Regions from separate parts of the Homo sapiens genome. Here regions 1, 2 and 3 are each linked to region 4. Evidence: chromatin contacts called from ENCODE Hi-C or POLR2A ChIA-PET data. All regions are on one chromosome and are shown on one strand. The core of a region is the stretch at or near the end of the contact, and the rest is flanking DNA. Distances in the headings are between cores, read along the strand shown. Region 1 holds the start of FLJ39095 (a long non-coding RNA gene). Region 2 holds the start of ZNF496 (zinc finger protein 496). Region 3 has its middle 9.0 kb from the start of MIR3916. Region 4 holds the start of HNRNPU (heterogeneous nuclear ribonucleoprotein U).

What was found. Hi-C counts contacts between places; a loop is a spot of excess contacts on that map. ChIA-PET counts read pairs that join two places held with the same protein, here RNA polymerase II (POLR2A). Pooled maps may share reads with other maps.
Region 1: a loop to region 4 is called in a map of B cell, with 17 times the contacts of the local background. The contact joins the promoter of FLJ39095 here to the promoter of HNRNPU in region 4. A Hi-C loop is called at or near these places in 1 of 168 maps with a recorded cell type or tissue (B cell) and 12 of 50 pooled maps. POLR2A ChIA-PET finds 5 or more read pairs at or near these places in 2 of 52 experiments (activated T-cell and activated naive CD8-positive, alpha-beta T cell).
Region 2: a map of naive thymus-derived CD4-positive, alpha-beta T cell shows a loop between it and region 4 (10-fold over the local background). The contact joins the promoter of ZNF496 here to the promoter of HNRNPU in region 4. A Hi-C loop is called at or near these places in 1 of 168 maps with a recorded cell type or tissue (naive thymus-derived CD4-positive, alpha-beta T cell) and 9 of 50 pooled maps. POLR2A ChIA-PET finds 5 or more read pairs at or near these places in 3 of 52 experiments (activated T-cell, common myeloid progenitor, CD34-positive and naive thymus-derived CD8-positive, alpha-beta T cell).
Region 3: a loop to region 4 is called in a pooled map, with 14 times the contacts of the local background. The contact joins the enhancer-like site here to the promoter of HNRNPU in region 4. A Hi-C loop is called at or near these places in 1 of 37 single-sample maps with no recorded cell type and 7 of 50 pooled maps. POLR2A ChIA-PET finds 5 or more read pairs at or near these places in 1 of 52 experiments (RWPE1).

Annotation. Positions count from the first base shown.
Region 1 is chr1:247,100,750-247,106,731 of GRCh38, forward strand. It overlaps FLJ39095 (a long non-coding RNA gene), which reads left to right and starts at 3,762. Exons shown (of 3, transcript NR_147502.1): 1 at 3,762-4,891; 2 at 5,244-5,402. It overlaps ZNF669 (zinc finger protein 669), which reads right to left and starts at 3,607. Exons shown (of 4, transcript NM_001142572.2): 1 at 3,448-3,607; 2 at 1,238-1,364; 3 at 982-1,042; 4 at 1-570. The coding sequence starts at 3,450. RefSeq lists an enhancer at 3,558-3,852.
Region 2 is chr1:247,329,996-247,336,069 of GRCh38, forward strand. It overlaps ZNF496 (zinc finger protein 496), which reads right to left and starts at 1,872. Exons shown (of 10, transcript NM_032752.3): 1 at 1,795-1,872; 2 at 1,437-1,652; 3 at 1-86. It overlaps ZNF496-DT (ZNF496 divergent transcript), which reads left to right and starts at 2,059. Exons shown (of 3, transcript NR_168399.1): 1 at 2,059-3,251. LOC124904574 (a long non-coding RNA gene) reads right to left here. Exons shown (of 2, transcript XR_007067004.1): 2 at 5,880-6,074. RefSeq lists silencers at 910-1,149, 1,720-1,829, 1,960-2,439, 3,552-3,846 and enhancers at 1,752-2,046, 5,818-6,074.
Region 3 is chr1:247,207,671-247,214,429 of GRCh38, forward strand. No RefSeq gene overlaps it. Among named protein-coding and RNA genes, the nearest start is that of MIR3916, 9.0 kb to the left of the region's middle. RefSeq lists silencers at 2,779-2,988, 3,129-3,388 and an enhancer at 2,795-3,294. Within about 2 kb of position 2,766, at least 35 of the 41 ENCODE cell types and tissues checked have a DNase peak (open chromatin) inside an H3K27ac peak, as active enhancers do.
Region 4 is chr1:244,863,293-244,869,208 of GRCh38, forward strand. It overlaps HNRNPU (heterogeneous nuclear ribonucleoprotein U), which reads right to left and starts at 1,251. Exons shown (of 14, transcript NM_031844.3): 1 at 325-1,251. The coding sequence starts at 1,015. LOC124904588 (UPF0764 protein C16orf89-like) reads right to left here. Exons shown (of 4, transcript XM_047439568.1): 3 at 1,371-1,439; 4 at 1,190-1,294. The coding sequence ends at 1,190. RefSeq lists silencers at 1-320, 1,301-1,400 and enhancers at 625-1,456, 1,457-2,287, 1,621-1,680, 5,379-5,916.

The sequences.
Region 1 (5,982 bases), core at 2,512-5,011, 2.2 Mb after region 4:
TCACATTTGGTACATTTATAGGGTCTTTCTCCAGTGTGAGTCCTTTCATGCGTCTTAAAAGAACAAGAAAATCTGAATGTTTTCCCACATTCCTTACATTCGTAGGGTTTCTCTCCAGTGTGAGTTCGTTCATGTATTAGACAAGAACCGGAAACAGTGAATGCTTTACCACATTGTTTACATTTATAGGGTTTTTCTCCTGTGTGAGTTCTCTGATGTCTTTCAACTGAATTGAGAAAATAAAAAGCTTTCCCACATATCGTACATTTATAAGCTGGATTTCCACTGTGCATTATCATGTGTCTTCTAACACCTGGAACAGAAACGAAGAATTTCCCACACTGTTCACATTTATATTGCTTCTCTCCATATGGTTTGTATCCTGAGTGAGCTAGGATATGCCTATTAAGGAGGGAATGACGTACAAAGACTTTTCCACAAATACTGCATTCACATGGTTTTAATCCAGTAGAAATGTTCTCGTTCAGATCAAGATTTGGAATTTGGCTGACAACTTCTCCATACTGACCATCTTCTTTACTTTCACACAGTCTCTGTACGATATGATTTCTGTAAAAAAATGACAAGCACATTATTATTGGTTGGTTTATTAATAACTTTCTACTTATTAATAGGTCTTGGACTTACACTGCTACCAATATCAGGGAAAATGCATTTTTTTTTTTGCCATGACTGAATTATTTCAAAGTAAATGGGTTACTACTGAAAACACAGCTACCACCTGCATGGCTATGACCAAAATAGTAATATTCATATACACAGTTTTGTAGTACTATTTTCAAGTAAACTCTTTTGCAAACACTGACTGCTACATTGAAGTACGTTACATTTTGGGTGAAATTTTTCTAAAAATAAATAAATTTCAAGTGACTCTTATTTGTTTTGATTGCTTGTTTTTAAGTTCATGACATGCTAAGATTCCTTCAGAGGACTTTATTTCCTCTGCTCAGTGCAAATTACCTTATATCTTTCCCAGGTTTTTCGAAGTGATCTTCAATATTCTGGTCTTTCCATTGGCTTCCTAAAATGCAGACCCATAAAATTATCATGAATTATTACAAACTGTAGACACATTACTAGATTTAATGTTCACTGTACACAGTGCCCATGCCTGATTTATTCACCAAATCATTCCCTTGCCACATTCCAAATCATAAATAGCACTGATGATAGGGAAAGACTTCTGTAATTAACTGAAATGTGTTGTCATTCTTACCTACAGAAGCCAGGTTCCTGCAGGTTTCCTGCATCACTTCTCTGTAGAGATTCTTCTGAGAAGAATCTAGCAAAGCCCATTCCTCCTGGGTAAAGTTCACAGCCACATCCTCAAAAGCCACCGAGTCCTAGAACATTCCACACATGTGGATAGAAGGATGGGTGAGACTGACAGCACTGGGAATCTATACTCAATTCATAAGCTGTTTACATGATTTGATAATTTCCAAGCATTTATTCTATGACTTGATTGTCACAACTCTTACTCTGTTCACACATACTCCCTCCCACACAGCAGTACTAATGCTAGAATTGAACTATTCAAAAAGGCAACAGCAAAGTGGAAATACCCATCTCATTAGAGAATCCAGGGAGTAAGATGTGCTGCTAGGTTACCTCTTAATTTCACTTCGTACATTTCTAGTATCTGCCATAATAAAGTCCTACCTGATGTGCATAAGTGAGTTAATAATATCAGTCCTAAGACTACTTATTCTTAAAAATGCCTGCTCACAAAGTTCAATCTTTGTTTGTATTAGTAACTTACATTTTGAAAGGGATTCCACCAACCTAAGTAATAAGAATGACTCACTGCATCTAAATGGTTTATGCAATATAGTTGCCAAAACTTTTTCTGCTAAAGGTCTATTATTTTGTGTCACTGCAGTGGTGCTTAGGGAACCAGACACCAAAACACAGTCTGAACACTAAGTGTTTAATGAGTTTCCCTGGTAGACAATATTTTATATGTGCTGTCACTTGTTAATTGGGGAGTTGAGCCCATTCCATGTGATTACACCAAGAGAGAATAGGCTTATTAAATTTAATTGAGTAGTAAATAAAACCAATAATTGATATTTAACAATTTACTAATACAATTTTTAAATTTCTATTGCACAATGTCAAGGCAGAATGGAATAAGAGGAAATATGGCACATGTTTTTTAAAATGACATTAATGTCACCACTTCCAGATGCTATTCCTGTGAAATCACATAAATTCCCAAATCAGGCTTTTTTAGGCAAGAAAAACTAGTTTTTCATACCTAGTAAAAATGACAAATGTCTAATGATTTTCAGTCATCTAAAAAAAGAGTTATGTCTTGCCTAACATACTTTTAAGATTTTCAACCAAAAATATTCAGGACAGCACAGTATTAGCAGAGAGATGAGCAAGCAGACCAAGGGCTGAGGACACAACACCCTGTAAAGTTTTCACAGGGGGACATCAACCTAAAGACATTTTGGTAATATGCACACTTAGGAAAGATGAAGAGAGGCACAAAGATTTTTTTACAGTAGAGTGTCAGATGGTTTATTCTCCGCTTTCCTCTCATGTAAAATGTTTGTAAACAGAAAAATATTTTGGCCGAGCGCGGTGGCTCACGCCTGTAATCTCAGCGCTTTAGGAGGCCGAGACGGGCGGATCACTTAAGGTCAGGAGTTCGAGACCAACCTAGCCAACATGGCGAAACCCTGTCTCTACCAAAAATACAAAAATTAGCTGGGCGTGGTGGCGGGCGCCTGTAATCCCAACTACTCGGGAGGCTGAGGCAGGAGAATCGCTTGAACCCGGGAGTCAGAGGTTGCAATGAGTGAGACTGCATCATTGCACTCCAGCCTGGCGACAGGGCGAGATTCCGTCTCCAAAAAAAAAAAAAAAAAAAAAAAAAAAGAATATGGTTTGCTTCCTCATTAACCTTATCAAAGCCTCTCATTTACGCCCCTTCTGTGGACCCCAAACCACAAACCATGACTGCGGTACCTGGTTTATGAATCGCCGTTTGCTCAAACACACGGTTTAACGTTTTAACAAAGCCTCGGCTTAATTTTAGGGGAAGAAAGGTGGGACTGGAAGCCCCATGAACCACAGCTCCTCCCATGCTGGAACCCCGCACACCGAGACACCGAGTCGGGGCTCTCCCGCATCACCCTCCCGTGGTCACCACACTACCTGGATAGGGGAGGCGAGGGGTTCCCGACAGGGCTCCGGCCGGCGGAAGTGGCGCCCGCAGGTACAGACAGGATGCAGGGGTTCCGCTGCCCGCCCCGCCCGGCCCGGCCCTGAACAGAAGAGGACTGAGCCCCGGCTACGCCACGGCGACTCGGTCCGCAGGTTCCGGAGCCGATGGCGTGGAGGCCCGAGTCGCGCCACAGCAGGTTTCAACCAGCCCTCTTCTCCACTTCGGGAAGCCAGGCGCAGTCCACTCACCATTCCTCGGCTTCCCGGGTGTCCTGGCGTCAGCTAGGGATGTCCCAATACTCGCAGGTCACAGGGTGGCAGAGGCTGCTGCAGAGCCACCTGGGCCTCCCAGAGCCAAGAACTAGCAGCGGAGACTAACAGGAAGAGCCGGCTCCGGCGAAGGAGAGACAAAGCAACCGCCAGGCAGATCCCGGAAGCCGCCCTCTCCTTTCCGGCGGCGCGCCTGATTGAACGGTCCCCACCCCAGCGCCCCTGATTGGATGGGGCTTCAGGCCCCGCCCCTCAGGCCCTGAGTGACAGGAGATTGCGATCTCACGTGAGGCTGGATGAGGTCAGAATGACCGCTTTTGGCCTAGCGGTTTGTAGGCGGTGCGTCCTTCCTGCGCTGGGATCCGACCATGCAAGAAGGACATTCACATTTAACCTGTATACAAGTTATAGCTATTTGTGCCTTTTATATATATATATATATATAAAATTGGAAGCAATATAATGACAGTTCTGTAACTGCCCAGGGAGTTCACCTTGCCCGCTACCTAGACAGAGCCGATTTCTCAAGACAGGGGAATAGCAATAGAGAAAGAGTAATTCACGCAGTGTCCTCTGTGCGGGAGACCGGAGTTTTTTTATTTTATTTTATTTTTTTGAAACAGAATCTTGCTCTGTCTCCCAGGCTGGAGTGCAGGCTTGGAGTTTTATGATTATTCAAATCAGTCTCCCTGAGCATTTGGGGTAAGAGTATTTAGAACGTTTATTTTGCCAAGGTTGGGGATGCATATGCATGACACAGCCTCAGGATGTCCTTGATGACATGTGCCCAAGGTGGTCAGAGCACAGCTTGGTTTTGTTGGAGAGAAATGCTCGGTGCCGCAAAGTGAAACCAGCACTCAAGCGAAAGTTTTCTCAGCAACGCAATTTACTTCTGCAGAAGCGTGCTGCTCGCATCAATCACGATCGCAAGAGCACACTGAACAGAGGAAAGCAGGGGTTTTTATTCCTAACGCAGTCCCTACCTCTGGCATGGGCTGGGGTCAGACCGCACGATCTAAACTGACCCGGTTGGCTATTTGTGAATATTTTCCCAAATAAGGAAGGGGGAAGGGGGATGTGAGTTACAATGGTGGGACTTGCGGTTTCCAAGGGAGAAATGGGTGCAGAGCAGGTAACCAAGGGAACAGATGTGAGTTATTGATTAGAACTGACGGAAGGTTGTTTACAGTAACTAAGGGCAAGGAGGCATGGAGAACAAGAAAGTTGAGTTCGAAAACAAAAAAACAAGAAAGTTAACATGCCAAACCTTGGAAGAGAAACTGACTGTATCTGACAGCTTTATACATTTTAGGGAAACAGGAGACATCAATCAACATATGTAAGATGAACACTGGTTTGATCCGGGACAACCTGAAGCAAAAGCGGGTCAACTCGAAGCCAGGAGGGGGCTTCCAGGTCACAGGTAGGTGAGAGACAAACGGTTGCATTCTTTTGAGTTTCTGATTAGCCTTTCCAAAGGAGGCAATAAGATATGCATTCATCTCAGTGAGCAGGGGATGACTCTGAATAGAATGGGAGGCAGGTTTGCCCTAAGCAGTTCCCAGATTGACTTTCCCCTTTAGCTTAGTGATCTGGGGGGCTCAAAACATTTTCCTTTCCAATTTCCCCCTTTTCTTTTAAAAATATTTTGGAGAAAGCATTTTAGAAGAAAATCAGTCTCTGGTCCCAGGTTTTGTCCAATCTCTCATGGAGTAGCTGGGATTACAGGCACTGGACACCACGCCTGCCTAATTTTTTTTTTTTTTTTTTCGTAGAAATGGGGTCTCCCTCAGTTGCCCAGGCTGGTCTCTGGTGCCCAACGCCGGGCTCCCGGTAATCTCTACAAATAATCCAGTGAAGGAATGCCAGAGAGTGGAAAGTGGAGGATGACTGACAAAGGACGCCCGAGTACGTTTTCACTTCAAGCTCTACAGGTAAGTAGGGCGCTCGGAAAATTCCAGGGTAACCTCCGGAAACTATGGGTCAGGCTGAGAGTAAGTTTGCTAATTACTGAAGCCTTGTCCGGCAGTTACTGCGCCGCGGAGGGGTAATTGTGAGTACCCAAAATCTCCCATCTTTGTTCTATCTGGTAAAAAAGTATTCTCTTTGGTTCCCGGAATATGGAACCATGAATGTAAAAGACTGGGACAAGGTCGGATCAGACTTAAAACGAGCACAACAAGAGGGCCACGATATTCCCTTCTTGCTTGGTCTGCGTGGCCTGCAATTAAAACAGCACTGGAGCCCTTCCACACTGAGGAGGAGCTTCAGGATGACATAGAAAACTTTAATAATCAGGAGTCTAATGATCAGCAAAATCAACCATCACAGTCTAGTTTTAAAAAGGCCGAGAAACGGGAAGGTATATATGCTAATCTCCAAAAACTTATAAAAGAAACAGTGCCACCTACTTCGCCTTTAGGGGAAGGTCTGGAATGGCCACCCCCGGCTCAGCCTTACAAATTTTTGGAACTGGAGCCTGAGACGCGGCTTGCCGCTCCCATTGTTGCAGGC
Region 2 (6,074 bases), core at 622-3,121, 2.5 Mb after region 4:
CGAGATGGGCAGGCCAAGCAGGCCACTATCTTGAAGCTCCGGAGCCGAAGTCACTGTTCTTGTTATTAAGACCTTTACAAATGGAGCTGGAATGACAAAGACATGCATCGGATGAGCCTTCAAGCACATCCAGGAATGGAAAATCCACCCTTCTGGTGGCAGAGGGCTGATGGTGCTGCGTGCTGGATGGACAACCCAGCCAGAATCAGCTTTGCCCAGCAGAGTCTGCAATGGGAGGCAAGGGAAAACATCACATGAGACAGCTACATGCAGTCTACCAGGGACAAATAACACTGCATCTAGAAGTATCAGTGGTTTCCTATGAGCCTTCTGCCAATTCTGCCCTGACCTTCAACCTCGCCTCCACCCTATTCTCTATCCTTGCCCTCTTCAAACCACATTGAAGGCAACTGCACACTCGCCAAAGCCCTTCCTCGGCCAGGACAGAAAAGTGGGTCCGTCACTGCACAGCTCAGCCCTCAAAGAACCCCTGGACACTGCAGCTGCCACACCCCCAAGGTGGGACTCAGGGGTCCCTACACCTCCCCGCTGGTGTGCAGACAACTAGCCGACACTTTTGCCACAACTAGGGTGGCAAGAGACCAGCAACCAGTATACCTGGTGTTTATGATTCCCACTTTAGAACGCTGGGCCCGTGAAAGGGCACATGGGGACACTCACAGTCCCCTTCTCTGCCATCAGGCCTCTGTGATCCTTAGGACCGGCAGTGCCTGCCACTCCCCCATCTGCACGAGGTTGTCCAGCGTGGCCGCGTCTTAACCTCCAACAGCTCACAAGGTGGGAAGGGGGACTCGGGCCTCACTCCCATTTCACAGAAAGACAAGTGATGCCAGAAAAGCTACGGAACAACTGAGTGGTTCCAGAAACACCCACTGCTCTGAATCTCTTTGCTTTCCAAAGTAACAACATACACAGAAACCCATATGGGGGCCGTGGCGGCGTCGGGCTGGACGCATTACAGCGCTCCCCACCACCGGATCGCTTCCAGGGCGGCTCCGGCATCTGGAGCCCGGGGTGGGCCCCGCCCGCCCTGCTCGGCGGCCCCCTGCGGCGCCCATCACACACCTGCAGCGCCCAGGACTACTCAGGCCCGCCCCCCCGAGCACCGGCGCCCACCCGGGCTGCCACTCGGATCGTCTCCAACCAGACGGCCGCGTCCGTCTTTGTCACGGCGGCACCTGGCGCGTCGGAGGCTCGGAGGAGATGCCTGATGAATGAACTAACGTGAGTGAGGCGGAGGAGGGCCCCGCAGGGGCGGAGCGAGCTCCCAGCCTTTCGCGGAGGAGGGACCGAGCTGGATCGGCAGAAAGGGAAGGAGAAGGTCGCTGTGGGCCAGGGAAGGGGGAGCCCGCCCTCCGCGCCCTCGGTCTCCCTCACACGCGCGTCTCCCGTCTCGCCGGCTCCGGGCTCCTCACCTCACAGCCTGGAGCTCCCTCCCGGCGTCCGGCCGAAAACCCTCCTGTGGCGGCGGAAGTCCAGGGCAGCCGTCCTCATCCTCCCAGCCCGCCCGGCCGGGCGTACTCGCTGAGGCGGGGTCTCCGCAGGCGCCCGGCTCCTTTCCCGGCCCGTCCAGACCGCGTCTCCCGATCATCCGGAAAGCCACGGCTCGGCTCGGGGGCAAATGGAGGCGCCTGAAAAACAATGGTGTTGCTTTCTCCCCCGCCCGCACCTTCCTGAGCGCTGGGCTCTGGGCTGGGAGGCGGCGCCGCGGAGGCCGGGCGCGGGCCGAGGAGGGCGGGGCGGGGCCGGCCGCGGGAGCCGGGGTGCACTCACCGCCGCGGCGCGTCCCTGTTGGCGGGCGGCGCAGGCCTGGCCGCCGCGGGAGCCCGCCGGACGCCGAGGAAAGGAAAGGCCGGAGCCCTCCGGCTCCCTCCCCTGGGACACTTCCTGCTCCGCTCTAGGACTGGGGAGGTCTCCGCATCTCAGTGGTTCGCTCCCCCGCCCCCCGGCCGAGGTGTGCGCTGGGGGTGACATCCGACACCCCCGGCCCGCCCCGCTCCGCGCGCGCCTGGGCCTGGCCGCCGGGCCGGGGGCTTTGTGGGTCAGCCACGTCGCCGCGCCCGGGCTTCCCCGCGGGCCCGCCGGTCCGGAAGGTCGGCCCGGGGCTCTTTTCTCCGCTGTTCTCCTTCTCTGGCGCCCCCAGGACACGCGGCCAGTGGACGCCCGGAACGGCCGACCGGGAGTCGCGGCTGGGGATGGAAGCTGGAATTGGGGGTGCGGGATGGAGCGGAGAGAGGAGGCCCCGCGCGCCGTCGGCCGCCTCATTTCAGACTCCCCTGCGACCCCCCCCCCGCCGCCAGCCGAAGCCCGGGCCGCCCAGCCCCTCCTGCCGCTGCGGGACGCCGAAGGTAGCGCTCACATCCGCGCCTTCCGGGCCTGGCGCCCACGTGCGGAGTCCCCGGGTTAGGAAAGGCCGCGCATCCGGAGGCCACGCAGAGCCTCGGGGCTTGCGCAGAGGGGCTGCGGTGAGTCCTGACCCTGAGTGGGGGTCACGGGGCTCGTTGCTCGCTGAAGTGAACACGGTTGCAGCTGTGCACAGTGGCGGAGGGAGAGGATGAGGGACTCTGACCCAAGGTTATGTGGCAGTGAGGGGCAAGCAGAAATGGGGGCCTCCGGACCCCACCCCGAGACAGGGCTGCTGGCCGCTGCACTATGCTGAATATAGCCCAAATTCTTACATGGGTCGTCCCCGGGGAATGCTCATTTTTCAGGCTCCAGAGCTTGAGAGAAAGTGCGAACCCGGTCCCTGAGCAGGTCTGATTCCCATGGCCCCTTCGCCATCTGCTCTGCACCGAAATTGGATTCTCCTACGCAGAGGAGAAGGTGGAGAAGATTCTCCGTCTTCCGGAGGGTAGCTACTGCCGGTAGCTCCGATTTCCTTCGGATCCCCTTTCAAGGGCAAGCAGAAGGAAATCAGTTTCTCCAAAGAAAGTGGCCCGGCTGAGTAAGTGGGAACAAGGTGGTTGGACTGAGGCACGGGATCCTTTAGCTCCGTTGCTCTTCTAATCCCGTGGCCCTGGGCACCGCCACTTCCTCCTCTGAACTGCTGGAATAATCACTTCTGACTAGCAGAGTTACTGGGAGCCGCTGTTTGTCAGTGTTCACATTCTGACTTTAGCAGGAGATGGAGCGAGCGAAGGAGTGAAGCCCTTGTTTGTGAACAGTGATTGTTTCCCGGATGACAGCCAGATGCCGGGCAGGGCCACGCAGATCTTAGCTGGAGCCTACAGGTACAAGTGAGAGCCACCCCCTTTGACGTAACTGGACTGGCATTTACAGAACTCATGTACAGCCCACTCTCAGGAACACCAGCCAGGAACCGTGACATGGAGGAGAGGAATTGGGAGGAACCGAGGGGTCATCAAAGGCTGGTAGGGCTTAGGTGCTCTAGCAAACATCCTAGTCTGTGGGGTTCCAGAGCTCTGGTGCTACAGCTCCCAACCCTTTGATTGGCCCAGGAACTGGCTGTTGAGTGGGCATCCGTGTTCATAGCTCTGCCCCTTGCAACCCTAAAGCAGATAAAATGCAGGAGGCAGAAATTGCTGGCAGACAGCATCCAATTAATCCCCACTACCCAATTCAGTTTCTTCCCCTGACCTGACACGTCCCTGCCCAGCTGTGCCTCCCACTGTTCACCTTTTGAGGCACAAAACGGGCTGTTTATGCTGCTGCTGCATTTAGCTCAAAACAGGGCTTCAGAGTCAAGGTTCTGGACTCAGGCACCCGGATTAAATCCTGCCCTATGAATTCCTAGCCAGGTGACCTCAGGCCTACATAACCTTTCTGTACCTCAACTTCCTCATCCAGAAAACAGGGATGATGCTGTCTACCTCATTGGATGGTTGTGCAGGATCAAAGATTCAGTCATTCAGCAAACCTATACCGAGTACCTACTGTACACTCATGAGTGCTAGGCAGCCAGCCTTCCAGGTGCTCAGGTACATCTGTGAACACAACTGGCTATTGGAGGAAGCAAAATCAGTAACATGACCTGCTCTCTTTGATCTGTGCTACAGAAAAAAAGGAAAGTGGAGAGGCATCAGGAAGTCAGGAGTGCTGGGGAGGGGCTGGTAACAGTCATGGTATTAAAGAGGAGGGCAGGCAGGCCTTACTGTGAAGGTGGTATTTGAGATGAAGTAGTTGGTCAGAGTCCCTGTTTGACACATGGAGACCACCTTGACAGCAAAGGCCCTAAGGGGGAGCGGTGCGAAGCAAGGTGGGCTGGTGAGTGAGAGGAGAGGGATGGCATAGAGCTGGGTGGGGGCACAGGAGCCCGTGGGGAAGGTGTTCGCCTCTGAATGAAGTGGGGTTGTATCAGATACCACGGGTGAAGCATCGGGAAGAGGATCCTGCCTGTAAACCCTGCTCAAGGACTGCACCATCATCATGCCCAGTGTGTGCGTGTATTAGGTTTGTATGAATATAATGTTGCCAATTGTATCTGTTTTTATGAAATGTTTGCTATGTGCCAATGATTATTCGATCCATGGGGAGACCATAGAAGAATGATCCAAGGAGTTGGGAGGGGAATCAAATAATAAATCAGCGATTCTGCAATATAACGCCATTGGTGATCGGTGTCATGAAAGAAATACAACATGGTGGGGAAGAGTGTGCTGGGGATGTTCAGGTAGGGCCTCTGTCAGGAGGTGACATTTGAGTGGAGAGCAGGTGGGGGGCTCCTGAGCAGAGGTGTGTGGGAAGAGTATTCCAGCAGAGGAAACAGCGTGTGCTTGCTCAGCTGGGCAGAGGAATAGTGAGAGAATGGTGAGGCTGGAACCAGGTCACCAGATGTTATAGTCATTAGAGGGTTTCAAGTAGGAGTGTGGCCTAACGGAATCTTGATTTTATCAAGATCACTGTGCAGAACAGATGAAGCAGAGTCTCTGTTAGGAATCGTTGTAGAGATCCCGGCAGGAGATGCTCGGTTCCTGGAGTTGACTGGTGGAGGCACAGCTGGTGAACAGTAGGCCCAATCCAGGCTCTGTGTTGAAGGCATGCTGCCTGTGTTAGAGGAGTGAGGAACGGCTGTGACTGGGGCTGAAACTGGGTGACTGAACAGGCCTTCTAGAGATGGCAGATGCAAGGAAGCAGGTTTCCAGGAAGGGGTTGGGTTTGGGGTTGAATTGGTGGATTTGGGACTTGCTGGTTTTCAGATGCCCAGGAGACAAGTGGGGATGACCCTCTGGGATAGAAAGCTGTGGCTGGAGGTGGAAATCTGGAGTCACCGTATGTAGCAGGAGCTGGGGCTTGAGAGGGTTGAGTGTGTTTTGAGAAGCAGCCCCAGGGAGGGCAGACCCTGCGAAATGCCAGCCCTGGACCGTGGGAGCCCAAGGGGTTAGTGGAGGAGAAGGGAGAGAAGGGGAAGTAGGAGGAGGAAAGTGAGGGAGGACGAGGGCAAGAGAAGGGGGTAGGGAGAGCTGCTGCCGCCTTGAGATAAAAGGAAAATTGCAGGTGTGGAGCCCTGGAATCCAAGTGAGCACCTGTGTTTCAAGGAGAGAAAGAGGTCAGGGGGATAAATCCTGCGCCAAGATCAAATCCGATGAGGAAAGAACACTGCCCATTGAATCTGGTAGAGAGGCCCCTGAGCAAAGCAGACAGTGGAGCTCCTGGGCTAGGGCACTTTCTGGAAGAGAAGGGAGATGAGAGTGGACACAGCCCTGTGGAGAAAAACGGTCTCATCTTAAAGATGGGAGAAATTGCAGTGCATCGCCTGGAGGAGGGAGGGCTGGCACCCAGGGCCCACGGGGAGCCGGAGGGCAGGGAAGGCTGCCTCTGGACCTGAGGCATGTCCACAGCATCTGGGCAGGGAGAGCCTGGGGCAGGCTTCTTCCAACTTTGCCAACACTCCAGTAAAATAAGGAGCAAGTGTGACGTTTTATTTTATGAGGCAACTTGGCTAGCTGTGGTACTCAGTTTTTGTTCAAACACCAGTCTGGTGTTTCTGTGAGGCTGTTTTTTAGATATGATTAATAGTTAAATCTGTAGACTTTGAATGCAGCGGGTTACCCTCCATAGCGTGGGCGGGCTTCATCCAATCTGTCGAAGGCCGT
Region 3 (6,759 bases), core at 1,516-4,015, 2.3 Mb after region 4:
CCCTATAAACAGTCAGCTGAATAATTTTGTCTTCAGTTGTTAGAACAAAATACTTATTAACAAAACTGCTTAAGATTCTCTCCTTCTCCTAGGCCCATGAATTTGTCCCACCCTTTGCTTGAGCTAACATACAACTCCTATTTATGCCCCTCCTAAGAACAGGCTGATTTGGGAGTCAAACTTTCTCTAATCTAGGATCTGATTTGCCACCCTGCATCTTGTCCTCTCACTCTCACCTTTCTACTCTGGTTTGTTCCTCCAAACGAAAGAAAGCCCTTGTCTGCCTAAACTTTGAGATCCTGGAAGATATAGTTGGTGCTTTCCCTCTGTTGTAATACTCCTTTGAAGTAAGTAACTTCTTATCTAAATGTGAATTTGTTTTATTTGACAAAGTCTAGAAACAGCCCCAGAACAATAACAATTCCATCCTCAGAAAGAGCCTCCAGACTCCGACCCCAACAGCATCTGCCTGTGGATCCCAGCTCTCTAGGGCTCTATAGCTCCTCTCAGTATAAAGTGCTCCTTTCATGTTGGGGTGTGCAGGCTGGGACACCTGCAGGGGAGGCTCCCCAGTAAGAACTAACCGGGTCTTCAATGACCTTGTTTTGCAGGCTCAAGATTGGCCTTGGCTTAGAGTCACTGGGCTCCGACTTCTATTTCCCAGTCAGGGTTATTCACTTAGTTGTAAATGAGAAAATGCTCAGTGTTTGAAGAATCCAGCAAAATCACTCAAACACAGTGTTTATTTAAGAGAATAAAATTATAAGGCACTTACATTGTATACCTCAATAGAAAAAGCAAAACTCTCTATCAGTTTCAGACAATAAACATGTCACATTATTTCCGTAATTCAAATCATTCAGTAAACAATCACATATGAACATATCTAGGAGATGCCAAGTCCCATCTTGTAAAATTCAGTATTAAACTCAGACATCTAGATAATAGAGATATCAACTCCACAAGTCCTCTACCCTGCAAAAAAGAGGAACTAATATTTTGATGAAGCAATGTAATTCACCAATTAATCTACTACTTTTTTTGTGGAAATGTATTCATTTCCTATAGCCATACTGGAAGAGGATTTTCCCTATTACTTTCCCTGGTAGCATTCCCACAGCTACGCCCTGGGATTCTGTTTAAAATCACCCCTAAAAAGGAACAGGCCTGACAAACTTACTATACTCTAGGGAAGAAAAAGGTAAATCAGAATTTTTAACAAGTGAATATTTGACTATATATGTAATGTCTTTTCTGAAATCCACCTCTTAAACATTTTCTTACCTTTGAAACTCTACTGTTAAAATGCAATTGACAGTTAATAAAAAACTAAGGTTGAATTAAGTGAAAAAAATGTTTCAAGGTGTAAAACCCAGGAAGTGGCAATGCTGATTGGAACACAGACAAATCTGACTCAAGTGCCAAGTCAGGCCGTCCTATCACTTGGGACCTTCCTCTGTTTCCATACTGCTCACTGACCACCTTCCCGCCTTGCCCAGGAGCCACCACACTGTGCCCCACTGGGTGCCCCAAGTGGCTTGACTTTGCAGATTCTCGCGCCCCCTCACTGCAGTGGGTCTTCCTTGTCCTTTGGAACAGTTTTTCCCCCTTCACAAGTCTGAGAGAATCCAGATGTCAGAAATCATTTCTGTTTTTTCTTCTCAATATCAGCATCCAACTGGCTGACCAGCAATGTGTCCCCAAGGAACAGACGCTGGAGTTGGGTGAAGACAATCTGCATGTCCTAAGGGGTTAGCTTTGTAAATGAAGGGTAGGACCAGCTTCCTCTCAGCCCCAGGGCATCCATCTGCTCCCTTAAGAGGCTCCACCTCCATCACTGAGGCTGTCCTCTGGGAGGAAAGGAACAACGTGCTAATGTTCACTAAACATGCCTTGAGATGGGTCACCCCCAGACAATTATGAAACCCAGGCACAGAAAAAGACTGGAGGGTGGCTGAGGACACATGACCTTGTAAAATTTCCAAAGCAGAACCTCAAACCAAAGACATTCCGATAAGGTGTCTGTGCCTGGGGAAGATAAAAGAAGAGACACAAAGATTTTTTTTAAAGCAGTGTGTCAGGTGATTCTTCTCTGCTCACATAAAATGTTTACAAACAGAAAACAGATGTCTAAAAAAAGTGCCATCCAATGCTCTGTGAAAAAATGATGAAAACACTGTGTGTGAAATGTACAATAAAGGACACACAGGCTGGGGGGACAGGATGGTGGATGTGAGACCGTGCTTGCCACACATTTGGAAACGCAGTGGAAAACCAGTCCCCCTCTGGAGTGTTTAAAATAATTAACTAGCAATCAATTAGACTGAAGTAGCACTAGGACCATCGGTTCCTAAGGAAAAAAATCTAACTGAAATACATGTCTTGTAAATTACTACCTTAGGAAGAAACGATTTTCAGCCTGAACCAACCACAAACCTCCAATTAACCTCTCATTAAATAACCAGGAAATTTCCACCTGGACAGTCCACATAAGGCGACTCCACAACTGTAACTGTAACCAAGTTCTGAATTTGGTTCGCTTCCTTATGCCCCTTACAAAAGCCTTTGCTCCAAGCACCCACAAACCATGACTGGGCGCTCTGCATTGATGAACAGCTCTTTGCTCAAATAATCTCTTTAACGTTTAAACCTTGATTCCCTTTTCATTTTTACCAGGAGAAAGGAGGGCCTGGGACCCCACAGCCCACAGCTCCTCCCACGCAGTGGCTCCTCCTGGGTCGGGGCTCTCCCCCAGGCCCCTGCCGTCGCCACCGCACAGCTGCCAGCGAGGGGACGCGCCGGGCGGAAGTCGAGCGCAGAAGCGGACCGGACGCCGGGTGAGGCTGGCGGCCCAGCCCACATCCTGAGGCCAGGGGAAGCTGAGGGCCGGGCGGGTCCAGCGGGGTCTCGGGTCTGCAGACTCCGGAGGCAGCTGTGGGGAGGCCTGGGGCCGCCACAGCCAGTTCCAGCCCGTTTCCATCAGCCCCCTGCCCACCTCGGGACCCCGCCCACATACTCACCATTTCCCAGCTTCCCGGGTGTCCAGGCTGCTTAGCTATGGATCTCCTGATACCTGCAGGTCAGAGGGCAAGAGGCTGTGGCGGCCACCTGAGCTTCCCCGAGCAAAGCACGCCGAGCACAGAAGACGACCCAGCTGAGGCTGGCAGGAGAGACGAAGGCCCCGCCAGATCCCGGAAGCCGCGCCCTTCTGTCCGGCTGCACGCCCGATTGGACGGTTCCTACGTCAGCGCCCCTGATTGGATAGGGCTCCAGGCCCCGCCCCCTCAGTCCCTGAGTGACGGAGGATGTGATCGGACGCTGGGCTGAGGGCGACAAAGTGACAGGTTCTTGGCTGCAGCCTTTTCATGCAGGGCTTCCTGCTTGCGCTGGGCCTGGCCCAGCCCAGGGGGCATTTTCATTTAACCTTTTGTATAAGGTTATATCCATTTATAAATAATATATATATGTTATTCACAAATGAAAACAATATAATGGCAATGATTTTAACATTTCAGATTTTATGACCTTTCTGGCCTCTGGTAGTTTGATCAGGCAGCCTGAAATTTCAAAAAGGGAGGCAATCCTTTAAGAAATAAAATGTAAGCCACGTGTGAATTTTAAATTTCCTAGTAGCCACCTTTTAAACATTAAAAGTAACAGGTGAAACTGATTGTAATAATTTATTTAACCCAATATATTCAAAATATTATCATTTCAATGTATGATCAATATCTCAATATTCATCAATATATTAATGAACTATATAATTTTCGGTAGTCAATCTGTGAAACTCACTCTGTATTTCACCTTCCCAGCACGTCTCTGTTCAGCCACATTCCAGGCCCTCAGTACTCACACATGGCCAGTGGCTGTCACACTGCCGTGCAGCTCTGAGGGAGGTGAACGGTCTGAACCCTCATTTCCTTCCAGCAGTGAAAGATCGGTCCTCCTTATCAACGTCTCTCCCCAGGCCAAAGGCTGAAGGGACAGGGCCCTAGAGAGAGCAAGGGCTGCAAAAAGAGAGTGTCCACAGGTAGACCATTGCTGCCCCGCCTGCTGTCCATCTTCCTCCCAAAAATCAGACAGTCAAAAAAAGAACAATGGAGCCCCCAGGAGGACCTAATCCCCAGTCTTCAGGTCTTCCACAGCTTTGACTTCCAAAGTTTAGATATACAGAAAATAGATTAAACAAACTTCTGATATTGGTATTTGGCCTTGGCGCTAATAAACAGGCTATTGGTTGTCTTTTTCCTCCTATGGTGTGGGAGACTGGGTGAGTTTATGCACCAATCACGTGTACACATCTACATGTATCTCTACATAACTCACCACCGTCTAACAAGAGATCCAAATTTAAATAAAGGGAAAAGAAAATCAATACCTATAGGGTGCCTACTGTTTGCAGGTAACTAGTAATCAGTCTCTCATTGAATTCTGACATCCTGTCTGTAATGGGTGTGTGTGTTAGTTAGTTAGTGATGCATAACAAACCACCGAAACTTACTAGCTCATGATTCGGCTGGTCAGCAATTTAAGCTAAACTCAGCTGGGCAATTCTTTTGGTCTCAGCTGGGATCCTTCAGACATGTGTGGGCAGATGCTGATTGCAGCTGTTTCTAGGGGTGAGTTGCCTGTCAACTGGGGCACCTTCGTTCTTCTCCGTGTGGTATCTCGTTCCCCAGCAAGTTAATGTGTGCTTATTATCATAGAGATAACAGGATTCTGAAAGAAAAACAAAAGCACTCAAGTTTTGAACCTAGGTCCCAGACTAGCACACTGTTATATGTTCAGTTTTCTGTTGACCAGAGCAAATAAGACTCTAAACATTTTGAAATACAGATTTTGCCTCTTGAAGGGAGCAGCTATAAAAGCACTTTGCAAAGGACATGTATACAGGGAGGAATGAAGAATATTTGCAATCAGTATCATTATGCCTTTTCTTGCAGATGAGGTTTATATAAGTGTTCCTAGTCAAGAAACTTCCAAAACCCCACAGCTACTAAGCAGCTGGATTGGGATACAGAATCAACTGTAACTCCAAAGCCTGTGTACCTCCATAGACCATACTACTCATGCAACTGCCCTGGGTCTTCAAGGTTCTGGAGAGTTATACTTCTGCTGTTGAAGCAGAATTCTTTTGATATTTGTGCCCATATGGTACTGTTTATCATTGGCATAACATCCCTCAAGAAACTGCAGAAGCATGTTGGAAGGATATGGAATATTTAGGAAAATAGCTGAGGAATGAGTTTAGGAAATCAAAGCCAAACAACACATTATTTATTTTTCATCATAGGAGACTTTGAAAACATAAAATGTATTCCATATATCTGCAAATTCTTTTCATCATTTTTGGGTATTTTTAGGCTGCTTATGATTTTAACACAGACTAAAACTGCTGTGCCTGAAATAGCCTCTTATTCTGAAAGCAAGTGACATAAAGATAGGTCTGCTGATAAGACATTTTCTCCTGCTGCAATTTAGCAAAATATCTGAGTATGTCTTAAAGTTTTCCTTAGATTTTTAACAGGGCCAATTTATAGGCAGTAGCTCAGAAGTGTAGATGGTCCCACAGGGCTTGTGACTGGCATCTGGGTTGTTCAGACTTCTTTATATATTTTCACTAACAGTTCTTTATCAGCTATGTCTTTTGCAATTATTTCGTTTCATTCAGCAGCTTGTCTTTTCATTGTCTTAACAGTATCTTTTGCAAAACAAGATTAAAGTCCAATTCATCAATTTTGTCATTTATGACTCATGCTTTTGGTGTTGCATCTGAAACCTTGTTGTCAAACCCAAGGTGTCCTAGTTTCTGTTGTCTTATCTCCTAGAAGTTTCAGATTTTACATTTCACATTTAAGTTTTTGATTCATTTTGAACTACCTTTGTGAAAATTGCAAGGTCTTTGTCTCATTTATTTCTTTGCATATAGATGTGTAGGTGTCAAGCAATATTTCTTGAAAAAAACCATTTTCATGAAATTTCCTTTACTCCTTTGTCAAAGAATAGTTGACTGTATTTTGTGGGTTTATTTCTGAATTTTCTATTCTGTTCTATTGACCTATTTGTCTATTCTTTTCCAAATACTACACTGTCTTAATTACTATAACTTTATAATGAATCTTAAAATCATGTAGTGTGAGTACTGGAAATTTACTCTTCATTGTTCTGTCAACCATTCTGGGTCATTTGTCTTTCCATATAATTTTTAGGGTCAATTTATCATTATTGACTACATAACTTTTAAAGAGTTTTATTGGGATCGTTTGAATCTATAATTCAAATTGGGGCAAACCAACATCTTAACAATATTGAGGCTTCTTTTCCATGACATAGAACATCTCTCCATTTATTTAAATCTCCTTTGATTTTTTCATTAGAAACTTGTAGTTTTTGTCATGAAGATCTTTGTCATATATATATATATGACATATATATGACAAATATATATATAATATATATTTGTCTCTCTGTTTTTCTTGGTGCTATAAAAGTGGTGTTGTGTTTGTAATTTCAAATCCAATTGTTCTTTATTAATATACAGAAAATGGTTGACTTTTGTATATTAACCTCTTATTCTACAACCTTTGTATCATCTTTTACTAATTCCAGCAGCTCTTTCTTCATTATTTGGAATCGTCTACATAGACAATCATATCATCTGAAAGCAAGGACAGTTTAATTTCTTTCTCCTTAATTTCAATATATTTCCCCTTTTTTGCCTTATGGTTTTTCTACAATTATTAATATAATAATTTT
Region 4 (5,916 bases), core at 1-2,500:
ACCGGGCTCCCTCCCGCCGCCCGCCCGCGGCTCCTCCCCCTACAGCGGCAGCTGCAGCTCCCCCCGGCTCTCGAGCCACATAATGGAGGCGCTGCCACCGCCGACACACACACACACACACACACACACGCGCGCGCGCACACACACGCCCCGAGCCCGAGGCCTCTCGGCTAATCTGGGATTCCCCGCGCCCCCTCCCCCACCCTCACCGCGGCGCCCTCCCGCCCGGGGCTCCCTCCCCCTGCGGGGCTCCGGCAGGCCTGGGGCACGGTCCCCACCCCGCGCGGGCCTCCCGCCGCGCGCAACGTACAACGCAGCACTCACCCGCCGCCGGAGCCCCGGGGCGACCGCCGCCTCCGCCGCCTTCCGCCTTCTTCTTACCTCCCGCCTGCTGCTGGCCCTGCCTCGCCCCGGGCGGCGCCACCGTCACCGCGAACAGCGAGGTGGGGCCGCTGCTCTTCCCCGCGGCCTCCTTGGCGGCCCCGCGCTGCTGTTGGGGCTGTTGCTGCTGCGTCGCCGGCGGTTGAGGCTGCTGCTCCCCGTGCCCGTTCTCGTCGCCCGCGCCTTCCTCTTCGTCCCCGAGCTCATCTTCCCCTTCCTGGAAACCCTGATCGTCGCCGTTCTCGTCTTCCGAGGCGGCCTCCTCCTCCTCCATCGGGCCCGAGTCGGCCGCCCCCGCGGCCCCGTTCTCCTCTCCTAGCTCCATCTGGTCGCCGTCCAGAGCGGAGATTCCTTCCTCCTCCTCTTCCTCTTCCTCCTCCTCTTCATCGCCGCCGGCCGCGGCCTCCTGCTCGAGGCCTGCTCCCGAGCGCCCAGCGGAATCCCCGCCCAGGTCTAGGCTGCCGTTCCCGGGCTCCATGGCGGGGCGGCCCCCGGCCTCCTCGTCGTCCAGCGCAGCCTGGAGTCGCTCCATGAGCTCGGCCTTGAGACCCTTGTCAGAAAGGCGTCGCTTCTTGAGCTCCTCTTTCAGCTCCGACACCTTCAGCTTTTTTACATTAACAGGCGAGGAACTCATGGTGAGGGCCCCGATTCACCGCTAGGCGCTGCCTCAAACTCGGCTCCGCTCACTCGGCCACTGGTGGCGGCTGCTGCGGCTGCTCCTCGGCCCGGGCGGCGGCTGCGGCTGCGGCTGGAGATGGGTTCGTGCTGCAGAGCGGATCCGCCTGGTGTCGAACGGCGCCAATTCCTTTCACCGAGTTCGCGAGGGAGACGCGGAGACTCGCCTGGCGCGAGCGAGCACGCAACGTCCTCTCGCAGGAGCGGCGCCGCGCACGTAATATAGGCGCCCCGCCCCCTGCGCTGACGGGAGCACTGCGCAGGAGGAAAGCCGGAGCGCGCCCGCGCTCGGCCCCGCCCATTACCGTACTTACCTCCCCGCCCCCACGCCGAACCCGGGCCGAGAGCGCGGTGGAGGCCGCGCAGTGCGCTTCCAATTGGGACTGAGCAAATGGAGGAAAAGGAAACCGCCTTTCAGTTCAACCGACTCACTGCATGATATATTGGCCTTTCTGGGTCTTTGGTGGCTATACTCGTTTGGCTTTTCTCCTTCCCAGCTTGGAGGCTGCTTTATCCAAATGCTTTCTTCAGTCCTCAACTTGGCGTTTCAACCCGAATCCGCCTTTTCTTCCATCTTAGATCTGCCTTCTTATGTGTTTCTCCAGCTCTTCGTTTAAAACTCCTTCAAATCGTATTTCAGTTTTGACTGGTATAGCATACATTGGCAACTGTTACACGCAGCGGCTCTTTTCCTCATAATACCGTATTTGGTTTAATTTGTGTAAGTCCTGCCTTGCGAATTGGATTTTAAGTTCGAGAAGGGCAAGGGCAGAACCGTTCTTTTGTCTGTTCCACACCCCGGGTGCGGGGCCTGGGAAGTAGAGGCTTTGCTTACTACTCCATACTGCAAACCTTAGTGTACCTGCCTTTGCAGGGCAGCTATTCTCATGCTCTTAATAACCCTGAATAAACCTCAGAATTGCATTTCCAAGTTTTCTGTAGCTACCACAAAGACGGACCTCCAGTAACACTTGTTCTGTCCACTTTAGGACCTGGTCATCAGCTACGAAGTCCCAGTAGCTAACCGTGAGGGTGAGACCCAACTAGGTCTTTGATTATAGGCCCACTTGATTCTCTTCCTATTCCTGTAGAAATACTCTTGACCAAATTATTCTGAAACTTAAAGTTTACGAAAAATCAAGGGCTGTGATTTTGTAAAAAGAAAAATGGACTATCGCTCTTGAAATCCGTTATTTTATATGTTAGAAGTTTACTTTTTCTCTTTAAAGAAAAGATGTGATGTCTCGAAGTTTTAGATAGGGAAGTCAGAATTTAGATTCGTGATAGAAGTTAACATTTTAAACCCTAGATAATCTGCAGTGTCCAGCCAGTGTTCCATCTGACTAAGGAGATGGTTTATACCCACTGTTTGGTGCTCTAGGTGGCACAATAATATTGCCCCATTATTAATTTGAAATTTGGAAGTAAACACATTGAAATTTCTCCCATAGGCTAATATGATTTAACTAATTGATACATTTTATTTTTGAAGTTTATTTTCGGTAGCTTTTATGAAGCATTCTACCATACCTTGCAGTCATGTATACGTGAAATATTAACACTTGTGAAATGATTTGACTTGAAATTAATGGACTATGTACAGTACTACTGATAATCCCCAGTTCAAGTTAAGTGGTGAGGATAGCCCCCAAAATAGAAACTTCCAAACAGTGCCAGAAACTCATTTTAGCCTTTGGTTATAATTTTGAAGGTTATGAATAAGCCACAAACTGGAATTTGAAATTTTGTCTTCGTTCAGAAATGGGAAGAGAGCTACAGGGGGTTTACATGTTCACAAACTAGATAACTAATCCCTTAATGAATCAGAGTTAAATACAATTATGATGGTTCCTTAAATTTATGTGTCCTAGATATTATTTACACCTTTAAATATTAGTTATATGAAAACAAATTTCATTTACTGGAAAACACTAAACTATGAAAACAAAGATTGTATATCTACATATAGTAGATCTGTAACAGTCACTCTTGGAACATTAAGTCAGTTGCAAAAATAAACATGAAATACAACTTTTGATGCTCACAAGAAAGTTCTATGGCTTTATCTCCAAAAGTTTTGGAGAACTTTAGAGCTGGATGGGGCCTGGAGATCGATCTGCAGTCCTGTTCATTTTACTGCCCAGGAAGCTGGGACCCTCACCCCCCACACCAATGGGCTTTCTATTACATTGTGCTGTCTTAGACAACATTTGAAAGAAAAACAATTTCTGCTCAAAGAACCATCATCATACTATCCTTTTCACAAACAGAGGAAATATGCCATTCCATAGTCTTATGTTACCACTTCAAAGTACAAATGGTGACATCTTATTGATCATTTTTGCTTCTTATATTTTTAATGCTATCATGATAGTCCTGCTCTACAGAGACCTGTTAAAGTGCAGGTCACTTCCTGTAAATCTCTGAAGGACCTCTAAGACAATTTAAATTCCCCCTGTGTCAAATCCTAGAGGCTACCAAGAATACCGCGTGCCGGAGGAGACAAGTTAATTCTCAATAACAAAAAATGATTCAAGAATGACCTATGAATAATTGATCTGTGAGAGGTAACTACAAAGTTTTGGTGCTCTGCATGTCTAGCTTACATTTTTGAGGTTTAAGCAAAGGAAATGCTATACTTTGTCACACAATTTATTCAGCAAATATTTTTTCAATACTTTCTCAAAAACATTTTATAGTCATAACGATGAGGCAGTTCCAGAGATCTACAGTTAACAAAGTATCCTGCACTTAAAAATTTGCTGGCCAGGCCCAGCGGCTCATGTCTGTAATCCCAGCACTTCGAGAGGCCGAGATGGGAAGATGGCTTGAGGCCAGGAGTTCGAAACCAGCCTGAGGAACACAGTGAGACTCCATCTCCACAAAAAATTAAAATTAGGTGGCTGTGGTGGTACGCCTGTAGTCCGAGCTACTCAAGGGGCTGAGGTAGCAGGATCACTTGACCCCCGGCAGTCAAGGCTGCAGTGAGCCGTGATTGTACCACTGCACTCTAACCTGGACCACAGAGGGAGACCCTGTCTCAAAAAAAAAAAAAAAGAAAAAAGAAAGAAAAAGAAAAAAACCCGTTAAGATCTTACGTTAAATATTCTCATTCCCCCCCGCCCCCCAAAAAAAACAAAACAAAACAAAAAACAAGATCGGGAGTGGTGGCTCACACCTGTAATCCCAGCACTTTGGGAGGCTGAGGTGGGCAGATCACCTGAGGTCAGGAGTTCGAGACCAGCCTGGCCAACATGTTGAAACCCCATCTCTACTAAAAACACAAAAAATAGCCAGGCGTGGTGGTGGCCGCCTGTAATCCCAGCTACTCAGGAGCCTGAGGCAGGAGAATCACTTGAACCTGGGAGGCGGAGGTTGCAGTGAGCTGAGACTGAGCCACTGAACTCCAGCCTGGGGGACAAAGCAAAACTTCGTCTCAAAAAAAAAAAAAAAAAAAAAAGGCCGGGCGCGGTGGCTCACGCCTATAATCCCAGCACTGTGGGAGGCCGAGGCGGGCGGATCATGAGGTCAGGAGATCAAGACCATCTTGGTTAACACAGTGAAACCCCATCTCTACTAAAAATACAAAAAATTAGCTGGGCGTGGCAGCGTGCGCCTGTAATACCAGCTACTCGGGAGGCTGAGGCAGGAGAATGGCGTGAACCCTGGAGGCGGAGCTTGCAGTGAGCCGAGATCGCACCACTGCACTCCAGCCCGGGCAACAGAGCGAGACTCCGTCTAAAAAAAAAAAAAAAAAGAAAGAAAGAAAGAAAAAGAAAAAGAGCCGGGAGCAGTGTGGGCTCAAGCCTGTAATCCCAGCACCTTGGGAGGCCAAGGCGGGCGGATCACCTGAGGTCGGGAGTTTGAGACCAGCCTGACCAACATGGTCTCTACTAAAAATACAAGATTAGCCGGGTTCGGTGGCAGGCGCCTGTAATCCCAGCTACTAGAGGGGCTCAGGCAGGAGAATCGCTTGAGCCTTGGAGGCAGAGGTTGCGGTGAGCCGAGATTGCGCCATTGCACTCCAGCCTGGGCAACAAGAGCAAAACTCCACCTCAAAAAAAAAAAAAAAGGGAAAATGAAAAAGAAAAAAAAGGACAAAGGTACACAAGGAAACTGTTGGAGGTAATGGATATGTTCATTTTCCTGAATGTGGTGATGGTAGCATGCGTGTGTATGTCTGTCCAAACTCACCAAATATGTATAGATTTATTAGTTATATGCAGGGTTTTCTTTTTTTTTGAGACAAAGTTTCACTTTGTTGCCCAGGCTGGAGTGCAGTGGAACCGTCTCAGCTCACTACAACCCCCGCCTCCCGGGTTCAAGCAATTCTTGTGCCTCAGCCTCCCTCGTAGCTGGGATCACAGGCGTTCACCACCACCCTCGGCTGATTTTTTTTTTTTTTTTTTTTTTGTATTTTTGTAGAGACAGGGTTTCACCATGTTGCCCAGGCTGGTCGTGAACTACTGAGCTCAGGCAATCCACCCATCTCGGCCTCCCAGAGTGCTAGGATTACAGGCGTGAGCCACCGTGCCCGGCCTATATGCAGTTATCGTATACCAATTATACCTCCATAAAGCTGGGGAGGTTGGGGGAGGAAGACAAAAGAATTCAGGCCTGCGGGGAATGATGGGAGTGGGTAGGAGAGGAGAGAGGGGAGAGAGGAAAACACAGATCACCAGCAGCCTCGTGGGTGGTTTTGTAAAGGACTTTGGCTTTTGCTTTCTGCTATGGACTGAACGTTTGTGTCCCCACAAAAGTCCTGTGTTGAAACCTAATCCCCCATGATATTAGGAGCTGAGGCCTTTGGAGGCAACGAGGTCATGAGCGTGGAGCCCTCATCAATGGGATTAGAAAATT